2 separate regions of the Mus musculus genome follow, and region 1 is linked to region 2. Evidence: chromatin loops called from intact Hi-C (ENCODE). Cell type or tissue: heart. All regions are shown on one strand. Each heading gives the region's core, and the rest is flanking DNA. Links, peaks and the distances in the headings are about the cores only. Region 1 holds the start of Gja1 (gap junction protein, alpha 1). Region 2 has its middle 250 kb from the start of Gm36769.

The links. Hi-C counts contacts between places; a loop is a spot of excess contacts. Peaks named below come from ENCODE experiments on the same cell type or tissue, not always from the same donor. Only the 100,000 strongest peaks of a DNase experiment are listed, where the experiment ranks them.
Region 1: it touches region 2 in a loop (8-fold over the local background); 6 of 42 quality-filtered maps call a loop at or near these places.

Annotation. Positions count from the first base shown.
Region 1 is chr10:56,370,690-56,387,318 of GRCm38, forward strand. Gja1 (gap junction protein, alpha 1) reads left to right here and starts at 6,611. Exons shown (of 2, transcript NM_010288.3): 1 at 6,611-6,829. In heart, for the core only: a CTCF peak has its summit at 5,174 (motif pointing left); DNase peaks (open chromatin) are centred at 6,572, 7,532, 8,052, 8,362 and 2 weaker places; H3K4me3 peaks cover 4,248 bases; H3K27ac peaks cover 4,230 bases.
Region 2 is chr10:56,676,479-56,693,107 of GRCm38, forward strand. No RefSeq gene overlaps it. Among named protein-coding and RNA genes, the nearest start is that of Gm36769, 250 kb to the right of the region's middle. In heart, for the core only: no CTCF peak of the experiment used is centred there; a DNase peak (open chromatin) is centred at 6,573.

The DNA.
Region 1 (16,629 bases), core at 4,145-12,144, 300 kb before region 2:
CTGAAAATGTTTGGAAGTTTTAAAATAAAATCATACTTTAGTATATGAGTTCATTACACAATGCTATGAGATACTTCATCGTAATGGATGTCAGGAACCACCAAGAGATTAAAAAGTCACTAGAGGGGGCTGGAGAAATGACTCTGTAGCTACGAACTTAGTTTGATTCTCAGCACCCATACTGGATAGCTCATACGTGCCTAAAACTCCAGCTCCAAGGTATCCAACACCCTCTTCTAATCTCCAAAAACACCTACACACACACACACACGCGTGCGCGCGCACACACAAATAATCCTAAAAAGTCACAAGAACCTTGCAGTTATACGAATCCTGCTACAGTAATTTTTCAGCTTTAGTCTTCTGTACCTCTTCAGGCTGAAATAGTTCTAATGCATAAAGAAGTTATAGTTCTATGGTAAGAGATTTCTTGGGAATAATTGTGTTGTTTTATGTTTGCACTAAATAAAAACTGTGTTAAGCTTGGTGCCGTCTATCACAGACATGCATGGTTTAAAGTTGAGATTGGTCCGTCTTCCTGTGTACCAAAACCAGCTCAGACATACAACAGAAAGGCACTTTAACGACCTTGGTAAGTGGTAGTATAACCAAGCGTTGTAAATATTTCATTTGGGAATTTTTATCTCAGCTGACTCTTAAAGCAATGTTAAGTCAGTCTGTTTTTCTTTTCTTCCTTTCATTTGTTATTAATTCGATTAAATACTTGTCTGAATAATGTCTGAATAATTTTCTTCTTGAATTTGTTATTTCAACTATACACTTGCTTTCACTCTTAAATACAAGGATGTTTTCAACATGTAGACTGTTCTTTATGCTTTCTACATCTCCACAGCATGTGATGCAATGATGAATATGGACATACAGAATATGAACTGATGGCAGGTATCACACACATGAGAGAGCTATCTTCCTAATGATTTTTTTTTCCAGACAGTGTTTTGCTGTGTGACTCTAATTGGCTTAGAACTTGACATGTAGACCAGGCTGGCCTGCAATTACAGAGATCTGGCTGCCTCCTCAAGAGTGGAATCAAAGATGTGTGCTGAATGACTTTCAGATAGTTGAGTAATGTTCATGCTATTTAACCTAAAATCAAGTCTTGAAATATTTTCTCTTTTGGTGGGTAATCAGCAGACTAAAATTCCAAATATAGTCAAAATTTAGATGACCAGCGCAAATGTTCCTTTGTTCTTTTCTTTTTAAAGCAGAGACAAAATAGACTTAGGGAACGTGAGGGAAACTGTCAAGAGTGGAAGGGGTTCCTCTATTTTAAAGCTACTTTTACTTTTAATTTACACACAATAATTATGCAAATGTGTGTTGTGTTAATATATGAATACAATGTGTGGTGGTCAGAAAATCTGGGTAACAGGAGGTTGTTCTCCTTATGTAATCAAAATCCGGCAGTGTGTAAAATCACTATAGTTTTGAGCCAGGAATGTTGGTACGTGCCTGTAATCTCAGCACATGGAAGATCAGGAACTCAAGATTGGCCTTTCCTACACAGCTAGTTGATGGCTAGCATGGGCGACATAAGATCTTGTCACAAACGAAACTAGCTCTCTAGCTTTTGCTCCTAAACAATTTATTTAAAATTTTGAGGCTAGACATGTTGTTCATAAGATTTTCTTACAATTTATTTATTTAGCACATGTATATATAAGTGCATTCATGCCAGAGTATGCATGTGGATGTCAGGGGCCAATTTAACAAGAGTCTGCTTTCTCCTTCCAGCATGTGGGTCCTGGGGAATCAAATGCAGGTGGTTAAGCTTGGTGGCAAGTGCTTTTACCCACTAAGCTATATCTCACCAGCCTTCTATTCATAGGATTGTTAACAGTGCCTCCACCTAATTATAGAGGGGAAGACTGTGATTCCTTTCGAAAAACAAAACTAGCATTCTTTTTTTTTTTTTTTTCTTGTTCTGGTTATATGTTGCTTTTTCAAAATTCTTTTAAGAGAATGAAAAGACTTAAGCTCAACCACCCTAACACCGTTTTTGGTTTTGCGTCCAAAATTAAATATTCCATCACCGGGGCTGGAAATATGGCTCAGAAGTTCAGAGCATCGACTGCTCTTCAGAAGTCCTGAGTTCAAATCCCAGAAACCACACGGTAGTTGACAACCATCTGTAATGGGAACCGATATCCTCTTCTGGTGTGTCTGATGACAGCTACAGTGTACTCATATACATTAGATAAATAAATAAATAAATAAATAAATAAATCCTTTAAAAAATCCTTTCACTGGCATTTGGCAACTGGCAGGCATAAGACACAGTAAATATTTACTGCATAATTAAATGTAAACATCCTAAAAGATTAACTGAGCGTCATAGAAAAATGATATCAAAGATTAAATAAACTGCAAGTGTTTTATCAGTTATATTTTTTAAAGCAGAGTTGAGGTTTGTTGAACGACACTTGTATATAAATTAAGCGAAGGGCTAGGAGGAAGGGATCCTAGGTGTGGCTTTCTCTAAGAGAGCTGCCACAGTAGCTTCTTGGGCTGTTCATTTGCACTCTGTACAGAAGATGGAGCCAGAGACATATTTATCCACAGCTAAACGTCTTTTCCATTTGACAAAACAAAGCAAAACAAAGCAAATTCTTCCTTCCCTTTATAAACATGTTGTTTGTTTGTTTGTTTAGCTTCAAAGTCAGATTCACTAGGAGGTAAATGGAAGACCCATAGAAATTTTACCTAGACAGAGTCAAATTTTGACGTTTACATTGTTTTCAAAGATGTCAGAGAGCTAAATAAATGGGGAGCAAGGTTTCAGTTACAGGAGTCCTCTGGAATTGAATAGGAGGTGAGTTGTCAGGTTTCAGAAACTATGTAGAAAAGGATTCTAGTGTAATTTGTTTGTGAAGCTGCTGGCTCCTAGCATTCACAGTAAGATCCCTTCCCAGCTGGCTACCAATCTAGGAAAAGCATTCCCATATTTGCAAGCCGTCAAGCTCCACATTCTCGTCCACTCTTTCCTTGCAGACGGAAAAGAACACACAAAAAAAAAAAAAAAAAGTTAGCTTAAATTGAAATTTGATCCATACAAAATTATTGTAGTTCTGATAGAAGAAAATATAAACCAGGATAGCTGCTCACACCAGCATTCTAACACAGGAAATAAGGGAGGAGGGTCATAACTTGTTTAGTGAGACTTTATCTCAAAATTTAAAACAAACAAAAAAAAAACCTCAACCTCAGATAAAGGTGTCTTTAATCAAAAACTGGCAGCAGACAAGCTGGGGATCTATATTGAGACTTTAACTCAAGAAGGAGCTGGAGGAGAAGGAGGAGGAAGAGGAGGAGGAGAGAGGAGAGGAAGAAAGGAAAGGAAAGGATAAGATAATAAAATCTAAGCCCACTGCAATGTTATTCTTGATCCTCCCAGTCTTAGATAGCTCTGTCTCCTACAGATCCATCTTCATTCCCAAGGAGCTACTTATCAGCTCTTCAGTCAGGTGACCACCTCTCTCTTGGGAGAGAAACTACCTTCATTCTCCTACATCCCAGCCCTCTACCTCAGCACTTCATTTTCTGTAAGGTCTGCATTCACTCTTGTTTTCAATGAATAATTGCCCTTTCTGAGTTAAAGACCTAGAAAGCCTCAGGCTAGTGTTATTTTCCTTACAACTAAACCGCCTCCCAACCATCTTGAATGCCTTTCTCCTCTTGACCTTACTGGCTTTTGTCATTCTTTTCTTTGTGGGCTTTAGAGGAAATCCATTCAAGCTGTGCGCTTTGTCTTGGAGATTCACGGCCTACATTCCTTCTTTTAACAAACACTTTAGAACCTGTGGCTTTAACTGTCGATTCTTTTCCGTTAAATTACAATCTTTACAAAATTTTAACCTGAACACCTTAACCCACAGTTGAGAGGCCCCTTGGCTACCTTTGCCTAGGCATTTACGCTCTCCATCACTGGATTCTCTCTCCTATAGTGTCTTCTGCTGCCTCCACCCCTTCCCTTACCCCCCACCCCGCACCCCTGCACCCCAGCTTCCGTTTTTGGTGTTAGTAATATTTTCCCAATTAAATTTCCAAACTTGCTCTCCACTTCCTCCTGCCTCTTGTTTTCCTGACCTATCAGTCCATGAACAAGCTCTAACGTCTCTGCTTCCCTTTCTTCTCTAAGGTTGGCACATTCATAGCTCACCTCTCTTCCATTCTAGCACCAACTGCGATGCTCTCCATAACAGTCTTTACAGCCTGTTTTTGTTTTTTAACTCAACACTGGGTTGTCTCTAATGCAGTTGAGGATTACTTGAAACTCTTCTCAGATGATTGTACTGTGTTACCTTCTCAGGTGACTGGGTCTATAGGCAAAGACCATTGGGATTAAAGGTGTGTGCCCCATGCCCAGCAAATCTTTCTTTAAATTAAATAAAATTTGGTTTAGTAAAGAGGGAAAGAGGAACAGGTAGACTCGTGAACACTAAGTTCTACTGAGGTTCTATAAATGTGCGTAAGCTAACTATGGGTGGATGATGAATTGTTTGCTTCTAAAAACAATTCTTTAGAAGTCTGGATATTTTCCCATAGAGAATAATAAATATTACAACTGACAAATTGCTTATGCTGAGTTCTATACCACAAACTTTACACTTGTATCAAAACATCACATAACCCCCAACATTACATACAATTCTTATGTGTTTTATCAACTAAAAATAAATTTAATATGCCAGGCATGTGGTGCGTACATTTAATCCCAGTGCTGAAGAGGCAAAGGCAGGCAGAACTCTGTGAGTTCGAGTTCCAGGACGGCTACAACTATGTAGAGACCTCGTCCTTTAAAAAAAAAAAAAAAAAAAAAAAAAGTAACTAAATAAATTTAATAAGAACCAACAAGCTAGCTCAGTGGTAAAGGTGCTGTTTTCAGGCTGAGTATCTAAGTTAATTTTGAGATGGAAAAAGGGATCCAGTTTCACAAGCTGTCTTCTAATTTCCACTTGCATACACATATATGAATACACATAATAAATAAAGGTTAAAAAAAAACCAAAAACAAAAACAGAAACTCTAGGAGCTGGAGAGATGGCTCAGTGATTAAGAGCACTAACTGCTCTTCCAGAAGTCCTGAGTTCAATTCCCAGCAACCACATGTTGGCTCACAGCCATCTGTAATGAGATCTAAAGCCCTCTTCTGGTGTGTCTGAAGAGTTACAGTGTATTTATATACATAAAATAAATAAATCTTTTTTTAAAAAAATCTAATGTCACATTATCACATTCATTGCTGGACATAAAGCCTTGAAAGTCCGATTATAGTTTCTGCATCTGTAACATTACTTCCCTTCTTTAAGTTAAAGACAAAGGAACCTCAAAAGTAAGAGAACATGCTGGGGTCTTAAACTGTGAGGTTTTAAATGGCACTCCCTTAGTCATCCTAGTGAGAGGGTGCTTCGGCAGGAAAATGTTTCCCAGGAAGTCTTCGCCATCCTTTGTTCTGCTATTTACATTAGTGTGAGACGTTCAGCTCCATCAGGTGATGCCTATACAAAGGCCTAACTCCAGGAGCGCCGCTGAAGCCTGTTTATCGCCCTATCACAAGCCCTCGTGGGGGGCATCTGGGAACCCTCAAAGGAGCTGCCCACCCTAGGAATGAGGTCATATGACTCAGGCTTTCATAAACCCCATCAGGTATGATGAGAGAGGCATGAAGCTGTGGGCAGGCAGTCACCAGGCCCACATCTCTTCCCTGAAAGTGCTTCCGAGGGACAGGATTGGAAGAGAGAAAGAAGTTTTGAGACAGGCTGTGTCTGGCAACTCTGGTCTGCAGCGGTTAGAAGGAAGAGGAGGAGGGGGACAATTCTGGCATCTCCCTGCCGATTTAAATGTTAAATTGTAGGCATAAAAAAGACTAAGATATGGATCTTCACTTCCTTGGAGATTGGGTTGAGGTCCTATCAACGTTTCAGACAAGAGTTACATACATGATATATTATTTTTATTCATAGTATAGAACATGTATCTTCTTGTTGTTAATTAAAAGAATAAGGAAAACTACCTAAAGCAGCAGAGAAACTGAAGAGTAGACATCCCACTCCACGGGTCTGGTTGTGAAATGCCTTTCCCATGCCCACCGCCTCTTTCCTTTGTTAATTGTCCGGGTTTAAGAGGAAGAGAATTAGGTCATAAGAAAGATCACTCACACCCACCTCAAGCTTCACACACCTTGGGCAACCCAGAACAAGTCTGCACGAGTTCACCTTGTCTCCCCCCCCATTTTTATTTATTGTAATATTATTATTATTATCATTATTATTTAGGAAATGTGACCTAAAAGGGACATCTTCTCACTGCCCGTGGTCATCTCCTGAAGGAATGACCCATCCAACAGTTTTTTTTTTTAATCTGTGAGGAGTCACAGCCCCGCAGTAGCTGACGTACATCTAGAGCTATTTCTTACTTTTTTTCCCCTTCTCGTCAGCACATTGAAACTACAACTTTATCTTGACCAGGTTGCTTCTTCTGCCTGCTCAGCTCCACGCTCGCCAGCCTCCACTCCACCTCCTCCCCGCCTTTTCTTCCTCCCTCCCCTTTCTCCTAGCCCCTCCTTCCAGTTGAGTCAGTGGCTTGAAACTTTTAAAAGCTCTGTGCTCCAAGTTAAAAAACGCTTTTACGAGGTATCAGCACTTTTCTTTCATTGGGGGAAAGGCGTGAGGGAAGTACCCAACAGCAGCAGACTTTGAAACTTTAAACAGACAGGTCTGAGAGCCCGAACTCTCCTTTTCCTTTGACTTCAGCCTCCAAGGAGTTCCACCACTTTGGCGTGCCGGCTTCACTTTCATTAAGTGAAAGAGTAAGTTTTGAAAAAAAGAAAAACCCACTTTACCTAGTAGCGTCTCTTTCTGTAAGGGAAACTCTTCTATGCTTTGTAAATGCGTTGCGTCTTTGACTTAGGATACTGTAAGTAGAACGACGATCTTCAAAGTGCCTTTGTCATTTCCACGTGCTGAGTTTGATTTGGGTTTGTTTAAAAAGTTCCGCTGAGAGTGCAACAGGTAAAAGGCTCAAACTTTTTCCAACTAGAGTGAAGGAAGGACCAAGTTACTAAACTTAGTTCTTTGTTATGGAGCCTAACTTCACTTTTCTGTAGTCGCCAATGGAGAAGGTGTTGCGGGGGTGGGGGTGATGGGGGGGCACCTCAGTCAACTTTGCTTAGCCTGCTTCCTATAGTGCTGGACACTACACGCTTCTTTTTTTTCTTATGAAAATCCGGTCGCCTGTTCTACTGCCTTGAAACTGCAGACTCCTTTTGTAACAGAGTGCTTTGTTGAGACGCTGCGGCAGCAGTTGACTTCCACGTGGTTCTCTCTTAGACTTTTCAGGACTAAGCCACTAAATACGTAGACCAGGGTGCTGCGGTTAGAGTTTTTAGACCAACAGTGGGTACTTTGTGCAAGCCTGTGCGATGCTACGGGATGAACCTCTTAGCCTGCACAGCCAGCATTTTTTTTTAATACTCCACGCTGGCAACTCCGGGCGCGAGAAATCTTGAATGGGTGGTGGTGACTTACGGAGAGTTAGAGGAAGAACGGGCGTTTAGAAACAGTGTGTGCCAGGTTGCTTTTCCAAAATCAACTGCTAGAACGCGAGCTCCTAGAAGGAATGGGGAAAAGGGATTTTTAGAGCTGCGCTTTTAGAAAGAGCTGCCCCCTCTCCACCCCCAACTCCTCCTGCGTGCCCGGACTTGTAGTGACTTCAGAGCTGTTAGGACAGTTTTGAATTGGAGCCATCAGAGGGTGCAAAGCACTAAGCAAAAATGATGCTAACGTGCAGCTTGAAGGGGGTCCGTCTTAAAGCTTTTATTTTTAATTGGTAACACATTCTGTAAAGCACTTTGACCGGCCTAAATCCACACCGAAGTATCAGGGTGGGTCTGTATTGAAGGGCTTTTTTTTCTGTACCAGACCAGGCCGAGTCGTTGTGAAGTGAAAGCTTTAGGGCAGAGGATGGCACGGGCCCCTCCTGCCCAGTCTTAGCATCATCACGGGCTCCGTTCGCGCTTCCCGCAGCCTCCCAGCTTCGCGGTCCAGACGGCTGGCTGCGGAGGGGGGGAGGGGAGGCCAGGCTCGCGGCCCGACGGTCAGAAAGCAAGTGGGCGACTTTATTAAAGTTGTCAGTCTGAAGTCCCCCGCGCCCTCCCAGTCGCCTTTTCACGGTTTCTCTGCCTAAACTCGTCGGGTGGCTGAGTGGAGCCCCTGGGAAGGTCCCCTAAACACCTAGGGAGTCCCGGTGCTGGTAAATGCACTTGTAACACTCCTGGAAACTCTTGAAATTCCCCAAGAATGAGGCGGGGCGGAAGAAGGAGGGGCAAAGAAGACCCTTCGAGAAACCCTGCCATAGCTACTGACGTGTGCTGAGGCAAATCCGTTCAGGATTGGGAAATTCAAACCTTGACTTCCGAGCAGAGTTCTCCCCGTGAGTGCCCTCGGATCCACCCAACGCTCGCTGGGCATCTCTGGCAGAGTCTTGGTCGAGCACCCCGGGAGACAGCTTCCCTTCCCCTCCCTCCCAGTGCTGGGTTTCGGGTTGGAAGAGGAAAACTTAAAACGTACAGGGCAGCCTTTGGAGGTGGATTTGATTCCTTTGTTCCCCAAGCCAAATAATAATGACTGGAAGGTAGTGAATCTTACCAGTCCAAAAGACCACTGGGCAACCTTGAACGGTCAGTAGTGTCCCATGAGGAAGCCTGGGGTTCTTTTTTTCTTTTTTTTTAATGAGGATTGCTGAAAATAAAAGTCTGTAAAGTAAAGTATGCTAATGAGGACGTATACTACCTGAGGAGAGGGGTACTACTAGTTAATTCTGCTAGGTAGGCCAAGTTGTGTTGAAATGTTAGTTACAGATTGTATGGTGTGTCCTGGTGAGGTGTTGAATTCTGAATTACTGGAATACATCTATCTCCCCGGTGTGTGAAAACTTTGCACACTCAGAAACGGGTGCAGTGGCTATCTGTCTTTTGTCTGGTGTTCCAGGTGGTAGTGGTTTGATATTCCACTGTCTAAACACATTATATATATATATATATATATATATAATCTTCAACATTGCCCCATCATTCTTTGAGGTTGGGATTCTTCTATTGCTGACTTTACACGGGAAATTTGGTTCTAAAGCCAGCCACGAGAAGGGAAGGCTGCATTTCCTTCCGCATAAGGAGCAGAGCTTGGTTGCTTAGCTGTTTCCAAATCCCGCAGAGAGAAGGAATGGCACATACTCTGCCTTTATTACGGTATTGCAGAGGTGTAGCTCTTGTGAACTGTAGAAACTTTGTATACCCCGAGGGAAGGGAACTATAGGAAAGTCACCCACTGATTAATACCTGAGACTCCACCTTTCCTGTTGTTCTAACTTCCCTTCAAGATTCGGTTTGACTTTTGATGTGTTGAGGCTTATCCTGCTCACTCGGGAGAGAGAGAAAAATCCTCTTGGGTGTATCATTAACGTCTACATTAAGTGTAGATACTCCCAAGCTTAAAAGTTCCCAGCTGCTTCTAAGTGGGAAGGTACAGATGTGCGTGTGTGTGTGTGTGTGTGTGTGTGTGTGTGTGTGTGTTGATTTCTTGGGGTAATTGGTTAAAATCTCCACTTTCCATGACTGTTAATTTACCATAAAGAGATTCTGCGTGAGCAAAATGCCGTTTGCCAAAATTCAACAGTGGTTAGTTATTTAGGTAACTGCCTAAATTCACATCTCAGTTTTTTTTCTAGTTATCTACTTTTTTTTTTTTTTTTTTAGAAACTCTGTTAACAGTTTTAGTTACTATTTTACTACCAAAAAAAGATATCAAAATTAGAAGACAAGTGAGATAAATTTACAGTACTTTTGAAAGAAACAGCTATATTTTATCACGGTCTTAAGTAAAAGAATGGCATACATGGATTATCTCACTTGTGCTTATTGAGGCAAATAGACTGTACTTGGTGAGACTTGAGCATCCTAAACCTGTTCTATGTGACCTTGGACTTACAGAACTGCTTAGTAAGAGCTATCCGTTTGCAGATGGGTTGGAGAATGGAGGCAGATGAAATAACAAAAAAAAAAAAAAAAAATGATGGTTTTCGGAATTATTTGGATGACAGTTAAATATGGCTCTTACTCTGCAGTTTCTGATCTGACACCAGTCCCCTTTCCTAAGGTTGACTGAGCAAACTTGGTTGGCGGGGAAAGAGATTCACCATCTTCCTTTGGGTGGGGTGTCTTAACCACAGCTTATTCTGTGGAGTCTGGTACGTTTTGACTGTGTACAGACCAGGATATGTAAAGAGCAGGATCAAGAAGCCATCTGGTGTTTCATATCAAAACCTGTGAGCCTGGGAATATTAAGAAATTCCTTTAAAAAGAATTGAGGTAATCTGGACCCTGTGTGTCAGAATTTGTAACAATGATGTTTACACAAAATAGGTGTCATTGACAAAAGAGCTAAACTTACTCACCTGATATAAGGCTACAAAGGTTGATGTAAACTTTTCAAGCAGAAGTTTTCTGTGATTGTCCTTGGCTTCTGCCTTGTAATCGTGTGTTACCATTCATTAAAGCACTCAGAACTGGGGGGGTTGGAGCATCTCTCAGAGCATCCTAACCTCCATTGAGGTCTCATTGTAAATTAAAACGGCTCAAGAATGATTCAAAGCATGTCTTTTCAACCAACAGCAGTCCTTTGGTTAACTGTCACTTGAAAAATTTAGGTACTACTTTAACTAGGGGAGAGAACACACACAGAGCAATAGCCTTTGCTTTTTAGGTGGATGAGTGCTTTGTCTGAATGTATGAATGTACACAGTGTGTGCCGGATGCCTACGCATCCAAGGAGGGATTGGGTCCTCTGGCACTGAAACTATGTCCTCCACAAGAGTAGCAAGTGCTCCTAACTGCTGGGTCATTTCTCCAGCCTCTCTGACTTTTTTAAAAGAAGAGTTTTTGCTTGTTTTGTTCTGTCTTGCTTTTATAGACCTGACTCTGACCTTAAATTTGTCAGGATCCTTCTGTTTCAGCGTGCTAAATGCTGAGATTACAGGCGTCAACAACCCTGCCAGGTGAGAGTCCCCTGAATTCCCTCACAGATAGTTATGTAGCCTATCTTATTCTGGGGTACTGGAGCTGTGGGAAAGCAAGCTTCCTCACAGTTCACGTTCTAGAGGAGGATCCTGACAGTAAGCAAATGTACGTTACGTGGCACAGAGGAAAGCTGGGTTTTTTTGTTTTTTTTTTTTTAAATTGGACAGAGGAAACAGGAAATTCCGGGACCTGGGGAAGGGCTATTTCATAGTTCCTGCTCAGGAAAGCTAGCTAATGAGGTGAGACCTGAAAAGAAGAGTGCAGATGCAAATATTTTGGCAAGTTAGGGAAGACAGGAAAACTGAAGAGAGGTGAGTCAGGCTAAATGCTAGGGTACTGAGTGGAAGCATTCATAGACTGATTTTATCTTGATAAAACTTATCTGCACATTAAAATTCAGGTGTGTTCATTATGTACCAACTTAAAACTGGCCCCCCAAAATCTGGCTGTGGTTGGAAGTGCAGAGGAAGATGCACAAGGAAGCATTTCGCATGAGAGGCGGGTTTCCTTATAGAATTTAAAGAAAAAAAATTGGAAGGAGGGATTTGCATTTAAGTTTTAGACATGCAGAGCCGGGCGTGGTGGCGCATGCCTTTAATCCCACCACTCGGGAGGCAGAGGCAGGCGGATTTCTGAGTTCGAGGCCAGCCTGGTCTACAGAGTGAGCTCCAGGACAGCCAGGGCTACACAGAGAAACCCTGTCTCGAAAAACCAAAAAAAACTTGCAAACTTTATATGCCCCAGTACAGGGGAACACCAGGGCCAAAAAGGGGGAGTGGGTGGGCAGGGGAGTGGGGGTGGGTGGATATGGGGGACTTTTGGTATAGCATTGGAAATGTAAATGAGTTAAATACCTAATAAAAAATGGAAAAAAATAAATAAAAAAAAAAAAGAAAAAAAAAAGTTTTAGACATGCAATGTTTTGCACTTGGCACACTAGGAAGTAGAGCGTGGTGGTACACCCCTTTAATTTCAGCACTTGGTAGACAGAGGCAGGCAGATCTCTTGAGTTCAAGACTCACCAGGACTACACAGAAAAACCCCATCTACTCAAGGACAACAACAAAAACCCACAATGGTGCTGGAATGATCTCAGCCCTTGGAAGGCTGAGGCAGGTAACCACCCAGGCACCAGTTTAAGGCTGAGGTGAGGACCATGGAGGAATTGGCAGGGTGGGAAGACTCACAAAGCAATACGTCCTCCATTAAATTGCCCATTAAGTGGCTTTAATCAGGAACTTCTTTAGGCATTTCCTTGTGGATTTTTAGATAGCATAATTTTATCTAAAATATCAAAGGACTTTCATCTAAATACACTTCACATGTTCTATGATGATTGCTACCTAGGCGTGGTGGGTGGTGGTGCATGCCTTTAATCCCAGCATTCCTGAGGCAGGGTAGGCAGATCACTTATTCTGAGGGCAGCCTCGTCTACATAGTGAGACCTTGTCCAGAAAAGACTGCTACTAGCTGGGAGTGTTGGCACACACCTGTAATCTCAGCACTGAGGTGAAGAGCGATCACCCCTAGATACTAAGCCAAACCTAGTGCTAGAAGTGGGCTGCACGAGAGCCTTCTCAAAAGATATTAAATCTCAATTTAATTAATGGTCCATAATTTTACTTCTTACTCAGCATTCTAGTTGTCTGTTGGAAAGTATGTACAATTAAAAGTCAGTTATTCCAGTTGTTATATTATTGTAATACCAGCAGCATGGGATTCATTCGCCTGCAGCTTCTGTAGGGATGATTTGCTAAGACTCCAGGGAAAGACACAGTCGGCTACATTTAAACTAAGATGTAAACTATTTTGAAGACGACTCATTTAGGTTAAACAGTTTTCATTCCTGTGATCTCCGGCAGTGGCAAGGAGTAAGTGAAGGACAGAACCAGCAGAGCCAAGAGTGACCTCACTTCACAGGTGCCGGAGAGCTGCTGTCCCCAAATGCTCTGTACCTCTAACTAAATATTTAGACACTGGCCCTCTCTCCTTCCCAGATGTTTCGCCACTCGGAAATATTTTAGGCAGAAAAACACCCAATCTTTGGAGGGGCCACTCATTGCCTGCTCTCGCCTCCAAGACTTTACTTTAGAACCACCTGAGACATTTGATTTAAATAGTAACAAACAAAACAAACCCCCCCCCCTCGCCGCCAAAGACTGATCTCCCAAGGCCTCACCTTGCAGAAGTTCAGATTCAATCCACTCTTGAGGGACAGGCATATGTTCCGTCAGCAAATGCTGCTTGTGTGACTGGTGTAGATGGAAAGCTACTTGGTAAAGAGACCAAGTGTGTCTCCGGCTTTGAGCATCTGGTCTAGGTGATTGTGGAGAGAAGGCAATCGTTCTAACGTGGGATACCAAAAGTTCTAGAGTAACCAACCTGGTCACTGCCTAGTCTGCTACTAGGGACTGGAGATCTAGCTAGTTTGAGCACTTGTTTGAGCCTGTAATCCTGGCAGAGGTATAGGCAGGTGGACCATGGCCATCCTTCAATGTGTATGTACAGGTTTTGAGGATACATAAGACTCTGATTCAAAGGAGGAAATAAGTGGGGGGGGGGAGCTATATCTGAGAACTTTGCACAAAGCTTTAATTTAGTCCATGGTATAATTACAAAGCTTCAACTTGAGCATCTAGATAAAAAGTGAGCACCACGAAGCCTGCTTCCTCTGTGTCAAGCAAGGCATGTACCCATCTTGTAAGTGTTGTTGATAGCTTGAAGAAAGAAGGAAAGATGGTAGTGCCAGGGACTCTGTGAACATAATTAAGCCCTTTTGTTATAAAAGAACATTAATATTTGAACTAAGAGAGAGGTCTGGTTGTGAATGCCTATATTGTAAGCACTTTGGGAGAGTAACATGAAAAGTTTGCTGTAAGTTAAAAGCTAGCCTGGGCTACATACATACTAAGCTAGAGTCTAGTCAGTATCTAAGCTAGTATCTAGCAAGATCCTGTGCTGAAAAACCAAAACTGCTTTTTTTGGGGGGGGGGGGAGGGAGAGTTGTTTTTGTTTTGTTTTGTTTTGTTTTGACTAAAATTTAGAAAAGTAGAAATATTAAGCAAGGTCTAGAAAACAGAGGAACAGCCAGTGGATTGGAGATAGTGAGAGCTAAAAGCAGAGAGGTAACTAAGTTTGGAGTCACAAGATGAGCCATCACATTAAGCATTATTTGATGGTGTCTACGATAGTGGTAATGACAGGTATCTACATGTTACAGGAGCTAGAGTGCCCAAATTGGATAATTCATATCTTATTCGGATGAAAGACTGTAACTCATTAATGCAAATGACTGCTGCGTGGGTGCTTAAAGAAAAGACAGCTTTGCAATTAAATCGCTGGTGCAATAAAAAAAAGACTTACCCAGAGAACTGACTGGTGACCCAATTCACATGCCCTGGCACTGGGAATATTTTTGTGGAATCTCAGAATTATACAAAAGTCAAGTGTCTTACTCCAGAATATTAAAAACTTAATGAACTTGCACCAGTTCCCCTCAAACTATACTTTACCTTGAACAGCAAGGAAGCACTGGGTCAGTAGAGGCGCATGGGGTGCCCGCTCTGTGCTGAGCAAGCTGCTTGCTTGATCTACTGCTGCATGACCGCGGTGAGATGCGGGCAAACAGCTGATCACTCTGTTTTCACCACCCTACTCCCCCAACGAGTGGATAACTGAGCAAAAGCAGATGACCCTGGCAGAATAGTACAATTCTTTACAAACAGAAGTGGGGCCAATTTACACATCATCACATAGAACTGTCTGGATATGGGCTCCAAAGTTTTTCCTTGTTTGCTTGACCCTTGTGGACTACCCTTCACTCCTAGTCCAGTATTTTCTGCTAAATTAGATAGAGGCTCTTTCTTTTATGTGCTCGAACCATTACACTGTCCATCAAGATTATCCCCTTCTCCTCAAGCCTGGCTGTTTAACTCTGGACCGTGCCAGACTTCACTCCTCTCTGTTTACACGTCATATACTAATGTCACCTTCTGAATTGTCATTTCACAGTCTGAAATACTTCCCAGAAAGAAGCAGCAAAGTCCTTTGTCTACAACTTTTTAGAAAATACTATTTGCGCGGGCCTGCCCACCCACATCTTACTATTCTAGTTTTGGCAGGAATCTAGCCATCTTCAAAGGCACCCGTGGAGTGGGGAGAGAGGTTCCCAACCCCACCCCTCCCTCAGGAGCTATAGGCAGTTCATTATTGGATCTTTGACTACAACTTTTCTGAAAGGCTCTGCTGAAAAGAAACAGCCTCTGTGTCTGCTACTTCTTGCTTTGACTCTGATTACAGAGCTTAACTTTGCAGCCCTTGTCGGCCTGGAACATTGTGTAGACCAGGCTAGCCTCATGAGCATAGTGATTCTCTTCTTGTTTCTACATGCTAAGTGCAGAAACTATAGGCATGAGGTTCCAGCCCTGGCTAGGTGAAAGTGATTGCACTGGCTCCAGGCCCAAAGTTCAGTAAAGAACTGTTAAAATGCTAAGTACCACAAGATGAAAAGCTTTTTTTTTTTTTTTTTTTTGACAAATGCCTACCCCGTCTCTCTGTTGTTGTTTTGCATGTTACTTGATGTTTTAATTTTATTCTGTATCGCCTTGCCTGTCCTGGAACTCACTCTGTAGACCAGTCTGGCCTTTAATTCAGAAATCCGCCTGCCTCTGCCTCTCGAGTGCTAGAGAATCAAAGGTGTGTGCCACACCACCAGGCTCAGAAAATACTCTAATGTGGTCCCTTTTTGTTTATCAAGCTGTTAAGTAACAGTGAGACTTTTTTTTTTTTTTTTTTTAGACAGGGTCTCTCTGTATAGCCCTGGCTGTCCTGGAACTCACTTTGTAGACCACGCTGGCTTCGGACTCAGAAATCCGCCTGCCTCTGCCTCCTGAGTGCTCGGATTATAGGCGTGCACCATCATGCCCGGCACAAGTGAGACAAATTGAACTCAGTTGAAATGTGTACATTAGTCTGAAGATCTTATGTAGGCCGACTTTCAGGGTAGCCTCTGTCTCACAGCTCTAATCCTCCTCCCTCATGCTAGGAAAGTATGAGAACACATGCCTATAATCTCAGAAGGCAAAGATGAGAAGATAACATGTCAGGCTAATATAGGAGACCCATGAAAAAGAAAGAAAGAAAGAAAGAAAGAAAGAAAGAAAGAAAGAAAGAAAGAAAGAAAGAAAGAAAGAAAGGGTTCAGATGAACTTAATTCAGAATGTGCACAAATTACATGTTGGATATGTCAAGGTGAAACATTTCAGAGTAAAACTGGTCTAGCCTAGCATCTTGGGAAGCAAGGCTGGTTGCTGAAGGTCCGTCACTCAATCCTTTCTTAGGTGCCTATACTTTATTTAATAATACATGTCAACGTTTTGCTTAGAGGCATACAGACCCTTGGACTCCCAAGAAAGAACTGGTCTTATTTATCAGACAACTAAAATAAGCAAAGGCACTTGGTAGGTAGAGCCTGTCAGGTCACATGGCAAGGTGGTGTCCAGAGCCTTAATACTAAATACATCTTCGGCAAGTTGGGC
Region 2 (16,629 bases), core at 3,111-11,110:
TGCCTTAAGATGTGGAAACTCATATTTTTCTTTCTTTCTCTTTTTTTTTCTTAGCAAATATACTATAGTGAAAAGGTTAATGTCTATAACAAAGACACTGACTAGGTATACTGAATAAATCTCAAATTTATTGCCAATTCTATGACAGTTCAGAGGGTATGGAATGGCTTTAAGTATTCAGAATGTTTAATTTCTGTCACAGATATTTGACTTTTCTAAGTGGGAAGGAGTTTGTTCCCAAGGCACTCTGTATAATAGAACTCTGTGTGACACCAGACTGAATTCATAAAGAACATATAAAATGGGTATCTTTCCAACATATCTTCCTTCTTTGTGAAAATACAATTTCTTTGACTGACTGTATCTTCCACTAATTAGTGGGATGGTGCAGACCAGAGCACATAGTCTCTAGGAATATATTTTCTTGTTTGTGAAAGGAGACTGATACCCTAGACTGGTGTTTTGAAAAGTAAGCAGGCTAGTGAAGAAGTTATGTGGTTCTTCCTCCCAGAAGTAAGACTCAGACTCATAACTTTTTTACAAATACCTTGGCCATATAGCTAGGCTCTTTTATGACTAGACCATAACTAAAATAACCTATTTATTTTAATCTACATTCTGTTATGTGGCTGGTTATCTATGCCCAGTTACCATGCATCCAACTCCACACATCTTTCTGGGCATTCTCACATGCCTGGCTTTATCCCAGAATTCTTTCTGCCTCCTGGATGTTCCACCACCTTTCGTACCCTATTGGCCATAGGATTTTTAATGGACAGGTGATGTATCCATACAGTACATAAGATATTCTCTCTACAGCATAGTTCTTTCGAAGGAGTTACACAAAGAAAGTACTTCATATGTGGCACCTGCTATGGACACAATCCTTGATGGACTATTTCTTAGCCAAGACAAATTCTCTCCTCCCAAACGAGATCCGTGGAACTTTATGTGACTCTAGGCATGACTGCATCTCTCAGATTCATCATGTTCTGCGTTCCCTGATTTTATCAAACTGTCGATGTTCTTTCTTGCTTTGAAGATTGTAAATTCCACTGTGATGCCTCCTCACTGAATTGTGAAAGGACAGACACACTGGCAATCAGATTTTCCTTGTGATACAGAATAGTTCTGCTTGTGCAGCACAGTCCCACACAGGTCGTCTCTGGATTTATTCATGTCTAATGATAGACATATTTTCTTCTATTCCTCTGTCTTAGTGAATTACAAAATAGAATCTTGTGTAATTAGTAATGAGATCAAATGAAATCCTATGCCATCTTTGTAGCCGCCTTTGTAGGTGGCCTATAGATGCAGTAGAGATCTCTAACTTCATCCTAGTCTGTTGTTGTATCCACTCCAACTATACATTGATTTTCTGCTTATGTCTATTCAGTGATTCTTCAGTTTATAAACCTCCTGGTCACTTATCCACTTACAGGTTTGCAAAAGCCCAACGAAGGCAAGAAAGATAGCATAATTTCAGAATAATATATGAGAAAACAGAAACCCTTATAGATAAATTTACATAAACTCACATGACTAATATTGTGGGCTATAGTTTTCATTAGGACAGAAATTTTCATTCTATTTCTTTCTTTGTTGGAATTGCTGTGTTTTTAATTTGATAATTCAAAAAGGAAACTATGATTCTTATTTTAAATCATCTGAACTTTACTCATGTAAGGATGTCTTTCTGAAGACCCTCAGTTCTCTTGGGGAGAAGAATGAGGTAAGGAGAGAGGGAGAGGGAGAGGGAGAAGAAAAGGGAGAGAGGGAGGGAGGGAGAGAGGGAAGGAGGGAGGGAGGGAGGGAGAGAGAGAGAGAGAGAGAGAGAGAGAGAGCTGTAGTAATTCCTCAGTCAGGAGAAGGGCTAGACATTCAAGATTGAAAATGTGAAGTAGGATCTCCAGTAGCCAGCAATGAAGAGAGGCAGAGACAGGCAGCTACTTTGAGCTCATTGGTCAAGCCAATCAGCTGAATTACTGTGCTTCAAAAAAGACTTCATCTCAAAAACTATTGGGTGAGCAATAAATGAAGATATCAAGCATTAACCATTGGCTTCCATAAACACACTTGTGCATGTACCTGTGGACACATGAACATGTACATAACATATACACATGTACATGTACACACACACACACACACACACACACACACACACACACACACACATGCAGACACACAGATAATCTTTTAAAATTCAAGCATTTCTTTCTTTCTTTTTTCTTTGTTTATTTATTTATTAAGCAGATGTAGCCTTAACTGTCTCTGCACGCTGTCTCTGCACGCCTGACTGGTCTCAAACTCCCAGAGATCTGCTTAATCCTGACTCTAAAATTCTAGGATCAAAAGTGTTCCCCAACATGCCCAGGCCAAACTTTATTTTGAATGAGAAAGGATTTGGTAAATAAAAGTTTCTTTTCTTCTTTACTCTTGGCTAGAACCAGAACTATATTAAGACTTTTTAAAGCATTATCAAGATATGTTATCTGTGAAATTCAAATTGGCCTTTTTCTTCTCAAGATATCTTGAGGCCTACACACAATGAAAACATGCTAGCATTCCTTTGCTGATTGTTTTTAAGGTACTAAAACAGACAACTTAATTGTAGCTGGGCTCTTTTAACATTCAACCAATCTATTATATGTTCATTAGCATTCTTATTCTACACATTTGTCCAGAATTGTAAAGGATATAAAATTCCCTTTCCTCTTTTAATATTCTAATTTAACTTAAATATTTGTTAGTGTTTTAAAAATCTTAACTCCAACCTAGATTTTCTCCCCATAATTTAAAGGAGTTACCTGTATAGAAAACACTTTGTATAAGTATTTATAAGGTATTTTTAGGTTCCAATGGTTTCTTTTGGTGGATTTTGCCCTTTAACTGTTCTTGTTTTTCTGAGACATTCTAAGGAGTCCATGGTCCTGTCTGGTTACAAAAGACTTCCATTGAGAGAAGAAACCTCAGTGAGGTCTTGGTACCACCTCAGAGTCCAGCTTTCCTGTGTTCATGCAGCAGCTGTTGGGTACTTGTGTTTGTGTCTAGGTTATAGGCAGGCTGTGCCTTCTGCTCTTCTGTGGTTCTGCTCTTGCCTGTGTATTCACTGAATCTCTCAAGTAGGTCAGAAGAAGCTCAAAACTTTTCTCTACAAATGTCAGAAGAACTACTTTTCAGCAGTTCAGGGTCTAAATTGCTGAACTTAGTATCAGGCATTTAAAATACCTTGGTTTTCTCCATATAAAATCATGTTTAGCTCAGAGCTTGGATGAAGCTTTTAGATAAGAGTAAAGTGCATGGTTTGGGTTATGCCACTGAAACAGTAGTTCTGTTTTCTTCAATGACTGGAATCTTGGCTATAAAACAGTGGGTTTTTTTGGGGGGGTTTTGGGGGGGGCAGGGGGATAGTCTAGTGTTTTCCTGTTGTCGATTTGAGGACCATAACAAATAAAAGTTTTACCAGTTTATTTAAAAAAATCAAATAAATAAAATAGGGATTATGTATGGCCTCTTTTTTAAAAATTTTTTTTGGTTGTGACATTGAGAATCAGACCCATGGCCTTGAGTATGCCACTTAAAGATGCCCCCAACCTCCACCCAACAAACACACAGAGCTATGTCCCAAGCACTGGTGTTTTAAAAGTTGTTTTATATATATTTGCATTTTAAAAGTTTTAATTGAAATTTTGGCCCAAATTATGTTAAGTTTTGTAAACTTAAAAAAAATCCATAATAACATTACATCCTAGTTCGATATTTTGTGGTGATTTTCTTTGTGTTGTGTGTCTATTCTATGAATACGATCTTACTTTGCAGCCCTGGCTGGTCTCAAATGCATGATTCTTCTGCTTTTTAAGGTAGCTCGAATTACAGGTGAGAGGCATCACACCCACATTAAACTATTTTTTGAGTATTTGTATTCCTTTTACAAGTTTATAAAATTCAAATGTTTAAAAGCTGATTAACATACACAACCCTGTCAGGGATGGTTGCTTGACCTTGGCAATAACAGCATCAAGGCAATGCTTGCTTGGGAGATCTCCAAACTCATGTAGTCATAGCTTCCAAGACCTCTAGAGCTGTGAAAGTAGTTGGTGACTTTATTTCATGGATTCATTGAGTAGGCTCAATTATACTATATTCATAAACTCTCTGGCCCTCACTAAACATGTTCCTATAAACTTACTTTATAAAGTTGTAGCTGGTTAAAATCAGGTGCTCCCATAAGTGAGCTAATGTATTTTTTTGGTAGGATTGTTTATATCTGTATTTCTGATTAGTATCCAATTTAAAAATAACTATGTCATAAGTATTTTGATAATATCATATATTTGTTCTTCAACAGAATATAGAATAGTGACTTTAATAAATTACCTAAAATTTTTCTGTTTCACTTCCTTCTCATACATTCAACAATAAAAAATATTCAAGCGGTTGTTAAAATGAATCACTATAAAAATCAAAGTTCCTGGTGGTGTGTATGTTTGTGCATGTGTGTGTTGGTGCAAATTTTTAATCCCAGCACTTGGGAGGTAGAAGTAGGTGGATCTCTGAGTTAAAGGGCAGCCCGGTCTACAGAGCAAGTTCTAAGAAAGCCAGGGCTATGCAGAGAAATCCTATCTTGAAAAACAAAACAAAAAGCAAAACTCAACCCAAAAGTCCTTTAGTAAATATACAATGAGATAATGTCCAGCATGCACACACAAACAGGCACAAAACTACTGGCATTCAAAGTGTAGATTTTTAATATTTTTAAAGCTATTCCAGCCAGGCATGTTAGGAAGTCCACCTTTGAAATACCAGCATTTAGGAAGCAGAGGCAGTAGAATAATGAATTTGTGGCCAACATAGTAAAATCTACCTTAAAAAGCTAAAATAAGGGCTGGGGTGTATTTAAGTTGGTGGAGAGCACAAAACCCAACCCCAGCACTCAAAGGTAGATGCTAGAGGATCATGGGTATCTTTGGCTACAAAATTATTCTGAGGCTAGTCTAAGCAATACAGAGAACTGTTTCAAAAGAGGGGGAAGGGAGATTAAATAACACTAAACAAAAAAACAGAAAATGCTTTCCCCATTAAAGCATAGAAACTTAAACTAGGGCCACTTCTTCAACTGTAAGAACAATCTAAATACAGTCAAGCTAAAGGCAATGACTTGTTTAAGCCAGATCACAGGAGAAATGGCATTTTGCTCAAATAGAAGTCTGCAATATCAGAGAAATCAGGCTGGTCTCTGGCTATGGAATTGCATTCAGAAAGGGAAAGCGGGTCCTTCCCTCAGGATGTGCACTGACTCACAGTGGATGCTTTCTGCCTTTGGGAAGTGAAGTGATCACATGACTCCACTGCCCTGCGTGAGTATATAGAAGGTAAAGTGGCTCAGTGTAACTGATATGAAGTCAGCAGGACTTTATCTTCTATAGAAATATAAGGCAGCAGCAGCAGGCAGGATGAAAAAGAAAAGTCTTCAGATGAAGGAACATCACACACTCATAAACCTAAACATCTTCCAACCATAGCTGTATTTACGTGAAATTCTAGAAAAATTCAATTAATTTTATGTAGGAATTTTAATTTGATCTAACAAAACCATTTACTTTTCCCATGATTTATGTAAGGATTTCAACTCTTTTAGTTATTAACTTAATAACCTATGAAGTGCTTTCTTTGCTGCAATAATAATTAAGAAATGGAAGAATTTTTTGCATTTGTGCCCATCGGATTATCAACTATCTACCTCCTTGAGAACCCCTCTTTGTTCCAGGGGTTGGTACAATTGGAATACATTTTCTTTTGATATTTCTTGGGGTTTGGAGATACAGTTGTGTTTAACTGATTGTCTTAGTCAGGGTTTCTATTCCTGCACAAACATCATGACCAAGAAGCAATTTGGGGAGGAAAGGGTTTATTCAGCTTACATTTCCACATTGCTGTTCATCACTGAAGGAAGTCAGGACTGGAACTCAAGCAGGGCAGTAAGCAGGTGCTGATGCTGAGGCCATGGAGTGTTCTTTATTGGCTTGCTTCCCCTGGCTTGTTCATCCTGCTCTCTTATAGAACCCAAGACTACCAGCCCAGGGACAGTACCACCCACAAGGGGTCCTTCCCTGCTTGACCACTAATTGAGAAAATGCCCTACAGCTGGATCTCATGGAGGCATTTCCCCAACTGAAGCTCCTTCCTCTGTGATAACTCCAGCCTGTGTCAAGTTGACAGAAAACTAGCCAGTACACTGATCATCTGTTCAATGGAATAAAAAGTACCTCTAAACATTTAGGATAATGTTTTGTAGTCAGTCATTATACTCCTTAAATACCATGTAGGAGATACAAAATACATGAGAGAGATGAAAGAGTAGAATAGGAGGCTAGTGGTAAACCAGTTTGACCCTGATAGACACTGGCCAACCTGAGCAACTTATAAAAATTCCATACAAAAGAAATTGTTTCTCTGTGCATGTACAAATAGCTCCAAAGGAGCTTCCTAATGAAAATAAACTTCCTCCTGCCAATTTAGCGCCCCTAAATAGCTGTTTGCCAGGCCCATGACTCTGCTCTGTCCACCTACTTTTCCCACCAGGATATATGAATGACATCCCATGCTCCCAGAGAACACATGTCCAGTACGGTTCCCATGGTCTGCCTCACCTATTGTTCAAAACACAATAAGCTGGCAGGGAAGTGTGTCGTGATGCACTGATTTCAAATTTTCTAGGGTGGGGGCTGTCACTCATCTGAAAACTTGAACTGTTAGTAACTATCACAGATGTCCAGGTGTCTTTCACTCTTTCCTTCAGGTAAGAGCCAGATAGAGTTTTCTTCTAACTAGGAAAACTGAACAGGCTTGCTTCGTGTGTTAAGGTGCTGAAAAGAAAATCACCTCTGCTTTCATGTAGTGAAAAGATATTTAGAGAGCTTGACACTCTGACATGTTTCCGTTTCTATAAAATGCTGAAAACAAAACAAAATACAATGACCTTGCTTTTCAGAGGATCCGTGGGGGGAAAACCTAAGCTTCCATAGGGAGGGAGACTGTTAGCAGACTCCAGGGTTATCTTGTAAACAGGAAACAACTTTGTGAAGTGTGTGTGTGTGTGTGTGTGTGTGTGTGTGTGTGTGTGTATGTGTGTGTGTGTGTGTCTGGCTCCTTCTCTCTGTGTCTGTGTGTGTATGCATGCCTTTGTGTGTTTCTCTGTCTGTGTGTCTCTGCATCTCTGTCTCTGTCTCTCTGTCTTTTTTTTTCTCTCTGTGTTGTGTGTCATATGTGTCTCTGTTTTTCTATCTCCTCTTTCGCTCTCTGTGTGTCTGTGTCTCTGTGTCTTTGTGTGTTTCTCTGTGTCTATGTGTCTCTGCCTCTATGTTGATCTCTGACTTTCTGTCTCTCTGTCTCTCTGTCTCTCTCTTTGTGTATGTGTGTCTCTGTCTCTCTGTCTTCTTCCCTTTTGTTCTGTGTGCCCCTGTCTGTTTGTTTTTGTGTGTTTCTCTGTGTGTCTGTGTATCTGTGTCTTTATCTGTGTCTGTCTGTCTGTCTCTCTGTGTAATGCTATAATTTCTATGCTTATGATTAAGGAACTATTATAAAACAAATAAATGAAGAAATAACAACAAAACACCCCTCATCTAACTAGTGAGATTTTAGTTGATATTTGTAGGATTTTTATATTTGGACACTAAACTAAGGAAATATAGATAAAACAAGCTCAAAAGTTCACTACAGAGCAAAGCTTTTATCTGTATTTTATCTAAACTAAATGATTAGTAAGCCAACGAACAAGAGGCATCTTCCCTTATCTCTTCCAGATCTCTTATAATAATACAGAATAAGATGGTCCATAAATTTAAAAGAAGTCAACATGCTGAAGGAGGCAGGTTCCTATGTGCACATATATAGCAAGAAAAAAAAATTCTCTGCTGAAAAAGAAGTGTCAGTAATTTTCTAAAACTGGTACTTGACACATTATAAAAGTTAGTAATTAAAACATCATGCAGGGTCCATGGCTCAATGGCTCAGTGGTTGAAGCTGCTTGTTGCTAATCCTAATTACTGAATTTCCTTGAACCCCCATGCTGGGGAGAGAGAAATGATTTCTACAAGTTACCTTCTGACCTCTACATGTGCATCATAGTGTACACACACACACACAGTAAATAAACAAATAAATAAATACATGAATAAATGAATGTAAAAAAAAGTTTAAACACTGTGACAAGTCATAGGAGTCCACCTATTCCGTTTGAAAATAGACCAGGAATCTGAAACCCAAATATAAAAGTGCTTAGACAGTGGGGTTCATATAAAGCATTTCATAATAGTTACTTCTCTAAGAATGTCTTCATAGTAACATTTCTAATTATTTGCTAGCTATAGAAAATGATACTTCATGTAAAATAAATTTGAGAAGGGAAATACTAAAGTGCTTTAAATTTCTACTGCTTCTCAATTAAAGTTACATATTATTTCTGTTAGTTTGAATAACCAAAGTTGTAATTTCTTAATGATTGACTTTTCAGGTTTTATTTTTTAAGAAAAAGATTATTTTTATGAATATGTGTTTTGTCCACATATATGTATATGTGTGCCTAGTGCCATCAGAGGTCAGAAGAGGGCATTGAATCCTCTGGAATTTGAATTTTAATTCAATTTAAAGATGGCTGTGAGGTGCCATGTAGGTGTAGGGACTCAATTCCCAGGCCTTTCCAAAAGCAACAAGTACTCTTAACCCCTCAGCCAACTTTTCATGCAAACAGGTTTTGTTTTTTGTTTTTTTTAATGGTTTTTCAAGACAGGGTTTCTCTGTGTAGCCCTGGCTGTCCTGGAGCTCACTCTGTAGACCAGGCTGGCCTTGAACTCAGAAATCTGCCTGCTTCTGCCTCCCGCGTGCTGGGATTAAAGGCGTGCACCACCACGCCCAGCGCAAACAGTTTTATAATAAAATTAGCACGTATCTTATTTCACATAAATGATCTAGATAGCCAAACAGGGGATTACATAGTAAAAGTATTCTACATTATATTTAACAAATTCAAGGGAAAACAGGCTTTAATACTTGACCAACTGATTCATCAAACACTAATTTACAGAAGGAAAACTGTTTAAAGCACGTGCACATAAATTAGATGGTTGGACATCACCGTGTTAAGCAAAGGCCTAAGAGAAGATCAGCAGTACAGCTCAGCAAAGCTGGGGAAGGGCAGGCCACGGAATTCGCTTTGGAAGACAAGTTCCGCACTAGGTTGACTTTTACTACTGAACCATTAATCATTTTCCCCCCTCACTTTCAAAAATGGCTTTAATCACAATATAAGAAGTGTCAAGCTGGGTGTGGTAGCTCACGCCTGTAATACCATCATGTAGGAAGCAGAGACTCGGGGTCAAGAGTTCAAGGTCAGCCTCAACCCTCTATCAAGTTTGAGACTAGCCTGGGCTACATAACATTATCTCAATCAGTCAACTAAAACCCCCATCCCCAAATTTGCAGTTATGCAGGTATTTGGCATGGGAAATGTGGAACTTAAGTAGAGAACAGTTCATACTGATGTAAGAGCATTCTCATTGAAGAACTGTGATTTATTTCCTTACCAGTTTCCTGTCCACATCATAGACACTGTGAGTCATTGTTTCTCCAGCCGGGCTCTTTCCCCTTCGATGAATAACCTTTCCAGTATAAATCCAATTGACCTTCTCACTTTATGTCTTTCTTCCTTCCCCTTTTGTCCGCTAACTTGAATTCCTTAATGTATTTATTTAGAGTCTGTGGGTCATCCTGAATATGACTTGCAGACCATTTGGGAAACAGTTTTGGATAATATGACAACATCACCGGTTAGTGGTTCACACACAGAGAGTGTGTTTGATGGTGCCTGATAACCAGAGATTTAAAGAACCAAATGATGGTTATGGAAACCAGTCCTGGTATTAGTATGCTACTGCTCAAAACTCATCTCTAACACTTACTGATTGTGTGGTTTGGGGGAAGTTAAGAGAACTTTCTAAGCTTTTATTTTCTTTTCTGGAAAAAGGACGCAATGCAGAGATAGTCTAAACTACATTTATAGGTGAGAGACATAAAGCCTTTTAGGAAACTAAGCATTAGGGCCAAAGGCCGGGGGAGAAAATTATTGGAATAGGAAGACAGCAATGGCGATTTTTTTCCATGATATTCTTCCTGAGCAACAAGTTGCAGGGAGGGTCTATTTTTAAAACGCTATTTCACAGAAATGATGATAATACAGTTATATATTTAAAGAGATCTAAACCCCTCTGTTTCTGTCCTGTTGGGACTCCTTCCTGGGAAGACAGACACAGGACTGTTGTTAGCTTCGGTGGACTGCTGACATTTTGAAACAAATGGAGGTTTCAGCACTGTAATTATATCTACTAAGTGTTTGAGAAAGAGGAAAATTTAGGTTTGGTCCATTATAAATGTGTTATATTTATACTTTTTACATGCATCTCTGTTTTCTTAGAAAACATTTCTGCTATGTAACCCATGCTGGTCACAAACATTCACCCCTCCCTCCTCTGCTATCACATGCTGGGATTACAGGTGTGTGACATGGTACCCACGCAGATGCATTGCTAATGTCTTTGTATGTTAGTGTGTATATCAGAAAAAAGAATCATTAGCTAGTGAAAAAAATGTATAATAGAGATGGAAAATCTATTTTATTATGTCTGCTTAATATAACTATCTGTATTTCCATTCTTAAGAATATCTTCACTGAAAAGCTTGAAATATTTTGTTTTGAAATTCAAAACCCAAAGACAATATCTATGTATGAATGTATATACATATACATGCCGTCAATTTACCACATTTTCTTATCTCTAATATCCAACAATAGCTTCATGTTTGTCACATACCAAATGGTGAGCATCATTTTACATTTTAAGTCATTTTTCTCTGTTAAGAAAAATCACACAGGATTTCTTTTTAGTATAAAAATAAAGGTGAAAAAACTGAGAAATAATTGCTAGCATTCTTAGTTTCCTCATCTAATATGCCTATATATTTTATACAAACTGCATGCAAATATATAGAGCATTTCATGTTTCTTTGGCAATCCCTTGCCTGTAGGACTGTGGAACACTTTGGTATTTGGTATTTGAGCACTTGGTCTCCAGCTAATGGTGTTGTTTGAGAAGGTTCTGGAACCTATGGGAATGGAGCCTTGCCAGGAGAAGTAGTCCTCTAGGAAGGGTTTTGAGTTTTTAGAGCCTCCCCTTACTTCTGTTAGCTTTCCCAGTTTTTTTGCTTGGGTTTGGAAATGTGAATTCTCAACTTCTTGCTCCTGCCCCTGAGGCCTGCCACTTGCTGGCAGACTTCCCTGTTATGAGGTCCTTAACTCTCTGGAACCCAAACAAACTCTTCTAGATGTTGCCTTGGTACTGGGGTTTTAGCACAGTAACCGAAGTAGTTGCAGCTACAATAATAGTGCTAGTAATTATCTTGCTTTGTCTTTAACTGACCTTTTAATGTTGAATGTTAACATTCTAGTATTTCACTGTATAGTATGATATTGGCAGTTGGTTTTAGGGAGATAAAGTCTAACACTAAAAGGAATATTTACTTACATTTTTTCAAGGAAGTGCTTTTCCAGTTAATCAAGATGACTATTATTCTTTGATATATTAATGCAATAAAGGGCACAGATTAGTTTCTTAACTCTAAACTATTGTAGCATTTGTGGAAGTAATCAGTGTTTCCTGGTATTTTATTTTAAAATGTGGTATTATTCATGAGTGGTAGCATTCCGGTTTTCATTGTTTATTTTTATTTCTTTCAAGTGTTTGTAGTGGATTTATTCTACCTTCAAAAGATGACTTGAGAAACTATTGCTTTAATTCTGTAAACTATAAAGCTTTAAATAAGGTACACATGAGAATTATTTGTACTTGAGAATTAAACATGACCCCTGGATGGATTAAACTAATCTTTGTCTTTCTTTTTTGTTTCACACACTACTTTAAAAATTAAATGAGAAAATTGCAGATCCACATGTAGTTGCAAGGAACAGTATTAGTCATGCAATTCACCTTAACATTAATGCCACTTATAACTGGGTCACTATGTCACAGATATATAGACATTAACACAAGCAAGAGATGGCCATTTCCATCACCACAGGATTTGTCATATTGCCTATTTATAAACCAAGTATTTTTCTCCTCTCTAATTCTTTGCTTTCTTTCACCACTAATAAATTCTTTGGGTCTGTAGCATTGCTTCAACAAGCAATATAAATGGAACCAGAAAGCTCAGTTATTAGTTGAAATTGGCTTCTTTCTCCTCAATGAAAAATCTCTGGAAATTTATGGTTACAACTCTAGTTCCTTTGCTTTTAATATAAATTTGAAATAATTTTGTTCATAGCTACAAAGCATCTTTCTGAAATTTCCCTTAAAATGGTATTGTTTAACATGCCGGTGTATGGATGACTGTGGTCTTCCAATGAATGATATCCCCATTTGCCGAGGTCTTTTGATTTATATGGTCATGCTCTATAGATTTCAGTGTGTATATTTCATCCATGTTAAATTGAGTTTTGACCTAAGTATTCCTTTGTAGTGGTGCATTCTAGTAGCCGCATGATTGTTGGTAACGAGGCAGGGTATAAAACTAAAGAATCTTTGGGATGTAAAGCAGAGAAAATTCCCTCACTCTGGAGTCTGGGCAAAGCCTCTAGGCAGCAAAAAGGCAAGAATTCCAACATGATTAACAGCTGTTCGTGGCCTTTCTCCTTTTCCAGTAAATGATTTCCTAGGAATCTCACCAGAAATCCCATTTGCAGGGCAAGAACACTACTTCTTCTTGTAAAATCCTAGTGGCTTTTGGTTAAAATTGTTAGATTGTAATTCCATCGAAAGCATCTCCAGAACCACTTTGTAATCTCACTTACCAGAAGGAAGAGATGCATGTGTTTATAGTTTCTTAATTTTTTAATATGCAATTTCCAGGCTGCCAAAAATGGTATCTGTATATTGCTAATGCCGAGACTTTTGTGACTCTCCTTATACTGGCACATGTCTTTCTTTGAGGATTTCTCCTGAGGAGTCCATCCCTGTATGTGAACAGGAAGGATGTTCTCACAGTAGAGTTTGTGTATTTTTCTAAACATCTCTCTTTCTATTTAGTGAACATGTTTGAGACTATATTGAAATATATTTAATAAAATCTCCCCCTCTGCTTCACCATCCTGTCCTGCCATGGGTTTCCTTTCAGCTTTAAAGCCACAATCCCGATTTAACCTTAGCTGAGTTCCCTAAAAGATTAGCAAAACTCTTGAGGCAGCTGAGGATGTCTGTTCCCTTACTATTGGTAGGTAATAGATTACTTTTGTGTGTTTATCTTGTATCTTGTGTCCTGTGGCTCTGCTAACCTTACTTAGAGGGAATTTTTAAAATGGATTTCTTGCATTTTCTACAGAAAAGAATGATCTAATGTGTGAATATATTTCATTTACAAGCAAAGAGAGTTTATTTTCTCGCTTTCTGATCTGTATCCCCACCCCTTTTTATTATTGCATGGATGGGGACTTGGTAAGCTGGGCTAAGTGTGGTGGGAACAGACATCCTATCCTTCTCTCAGTTGTAGAGGAGGGTAGCGTTTAGCCTTAACTATCAAGTAGAATGTTAATTGGATTTTCTTTAATCCCATGTCCTCACCACTGACACTATTATGAGGGTTTCCCCCTAGTTAACCTGTTATTATGGTGAAGTTAGCGAATGTGTTTCTCAAATACTGAGCCAATTTTATGATGGTGTAGAACTTTGATGTTGAATGTTTCAATGTTTAGTAAAATTTTCAGTGAAGCTATTTTTGGATGGATCATTAACTTTTTAATATTTTAATTATAAATGTAAATAATTAAAAAATATTAAAAGGGACTCTTAAAATTAATCTTTTCTAGTTGGGCTTTTAAATTTAAGTTGTCACATTTTTGATGGCATTATTCACTACATCCCTTTAAAGCCCTCTTGATTTTACAGGGTGTGTACTAATGTCCAGCACCAGTCTTGCTAACAGGTGCCTTTTGTCTTGTTTCTTTGGCTAAATGTTCATCAGTTCTTTTGGCTGCTTTTGAAAAGACAACAACATACCTTTCATTAATTATTGTTCTCTGCAGCAGTAGTTCTTAACCTTACTAATGCTGGGAACCTTCAATAGTGTGGCGACTTCCCTAATCATAAAATCATTTTTTTTTGCTACTTCATAACTGTAATTTTGTTACTGTTGTGAGTCATAATGCAAATATCTGTAATATAACATATGCAGAATATCTGATAGGTGACCTCTATGAAAAGATTGTTTGACCTCCAAAGGGTGTCACAACCCACAGGTTGAGAAACAGTGCTCTACAGTTTTATTGATTTCTGTTCTTACGTTTACTTCTGCATTTCTTCTGCTTGATCTGTTTGTGTATTTTTTTAATGTTCTAGTTTTTTTTTTCCTTTTCTGGTTTTGTGTTTTTATTGGGGTTTATCATGGGCAGGAGCTGCCTCCACAAGGTATGTCCCTCCCACCAAGCAGGTATGTTCTAATCCTCCGCCACTTTCTGGGACTTTCTCTTTTTCTTTATGCTGATCTTTGTGCAGCTAGCAGCTGCCTCAGGCTCCTTCTTAGAGTTTCCTTTCCTTTTTAGGCGTGGAAGGGCTTGCTGCCTCTTCTGATTCCCTGGCCACTTCCTCCTTAGGTGAGGATTTCTTTTTCTCTTAGGGTCACTTACACTGTTAGTACCCATCTCTTCAAGATCACTGGCCAATGCCTCCTTGGGAAAAGCTTTCTTTTTCTTGGTCTTGGGCAAAGAGACAGGTGGGTCTTTCATTCCATTTTCCTGTAGAGTCTGCGGGGTTGTTTTAGCTTTTTCTTCTTCTTAGGTCTTTCATGAACCTCCTCCAGACACAGACCAGGGGGAGCAGGAGTTCACACTACCCTTGTTGATGACTCCTGGAAGGCAGCCGAGGACAGGGAACACTTACTTGCCCATGGAATGGGCCATGTGTTACAACCAGCATTCTGAGCTCTTGTCAAGTTCTCTCATCACCCATCTCCTCTCCCCTCAAGCTTTTCTGGAGTGCTACTGTTTTCTGAAGACACCAGGGCCAGTACAGCCAGTCACTTCTTTTCCTTTTTCGAGTGTTTTTCTCCTGTGTTTCCAGCTTTCTGGTGATTTCAGCAGCTGCTTCCTCTGCCTGAACCACAGCTTCCTGCATGACATCCAGATCCTTCCATGGAATCTCTCCAGTCTCACAGAAAGACAGCCGCTCCTCAACTTGTTCTTGGAGTTTTCCTTCAAATACACTGTGGGGACTTCAGAGAAACAATCAGTTCTTGAGGCAATACTGCATTTGTGTGCTAAGGTGGAAGATAATTGTCTGTCTTTTACAACAGGTACTATAATTTGTGACAGGCATAGCCACTGAGCTCAGCTTTCAGGGTGTGGCTGCTTTGTTTGTTTTCAGTCCAATGGGTCCCTTGGTTTTCCATACTGCTGTTGCCTGAATCCCCCTTCCCTTCCCTCCCCTCCCCTCCCCTCCCCGCCCCTCCCCTCCTCTTCCCTCCCCTCCCCTCCCCGCCCCTCCCCTCCCCTTCCCTTCCCTTCTCTTCTCCTCTTCTCTCTTTTTCCAGTTTTTCTTCCTTCCTTCCTTCCTTCCTTCCTTCCTTCCTTCCTTCCTTCCTTCCTTCCTTCCTTCCTTCCTTGTTTTTTACTCTGTTGTATGTATGTATGTATGTATGTATGTATGTATGTATGTGTGTGTGTTTTGTTCAGATAGGGTTTCTTTGTGTAGCACTAGCTGTTAGCTGTCCTGGAACTCACTTTGTAGAGCAGGCAGGCTTGGATCTCAGAGGTTTGTTTGCCTCTGCCTACTTAGCCCTGGGATTAAGGATTAACGCCCCCCCACCACCACACACACACACACACACACACACACACACACACACACAGACACCTCTCATCTCTAGCCGCTCACCTCCCCACCCCCCCACCTCCCATTCCCCTTGCCCTTCCCCATCCAGCTCTCCCCTCTCCCAACCCTGCCTCTGGCCTCCTCATGACTTCTTTATGGAGTCTTTAGACATGAGTTGGCAGCTGAAAGTTTTCCTGATATATTTTCTCAAGGATATATCATTTATAATGTGATTCTAATGACCTACTCTCTCTGAACTGTTACTATATAAAATACGGATTGTCAAAGAGAATTCTCAGAAGAAGCTGCATCTGCTTAGAACTGCCATGGTGTGCAGAAGTTGGCTGTTACAGGTGTGATTATTTTATCTCAGACTAGCTTTAGTCCCCTAAAGCTAGTGTTAGAGCCATGTTCTGCCCACTTCTGTGTCCAACTATGTCCTGGGGATAATAGATAAAAACCTTTTGAAATCTAAAGCTTAACAGACTACAAGCTTCTACCAACCCAAAAGCAAAGAAAGCCACCTGATTGCGTGGCTATCTTACAAAAAACAAAAACAAAAACAAAAGAAAACTTTATGAAACTGCTTCTACGTTGGAACATAGAATTTGAGGGAAACAAATATGTGTTTTCAGGCTATGATCACTCAAACGTCACTCTAGTGGAAACTTTGTCCATTTAAGGGGAAAGCTGTATGTTTTGTGTTAACAGCCTG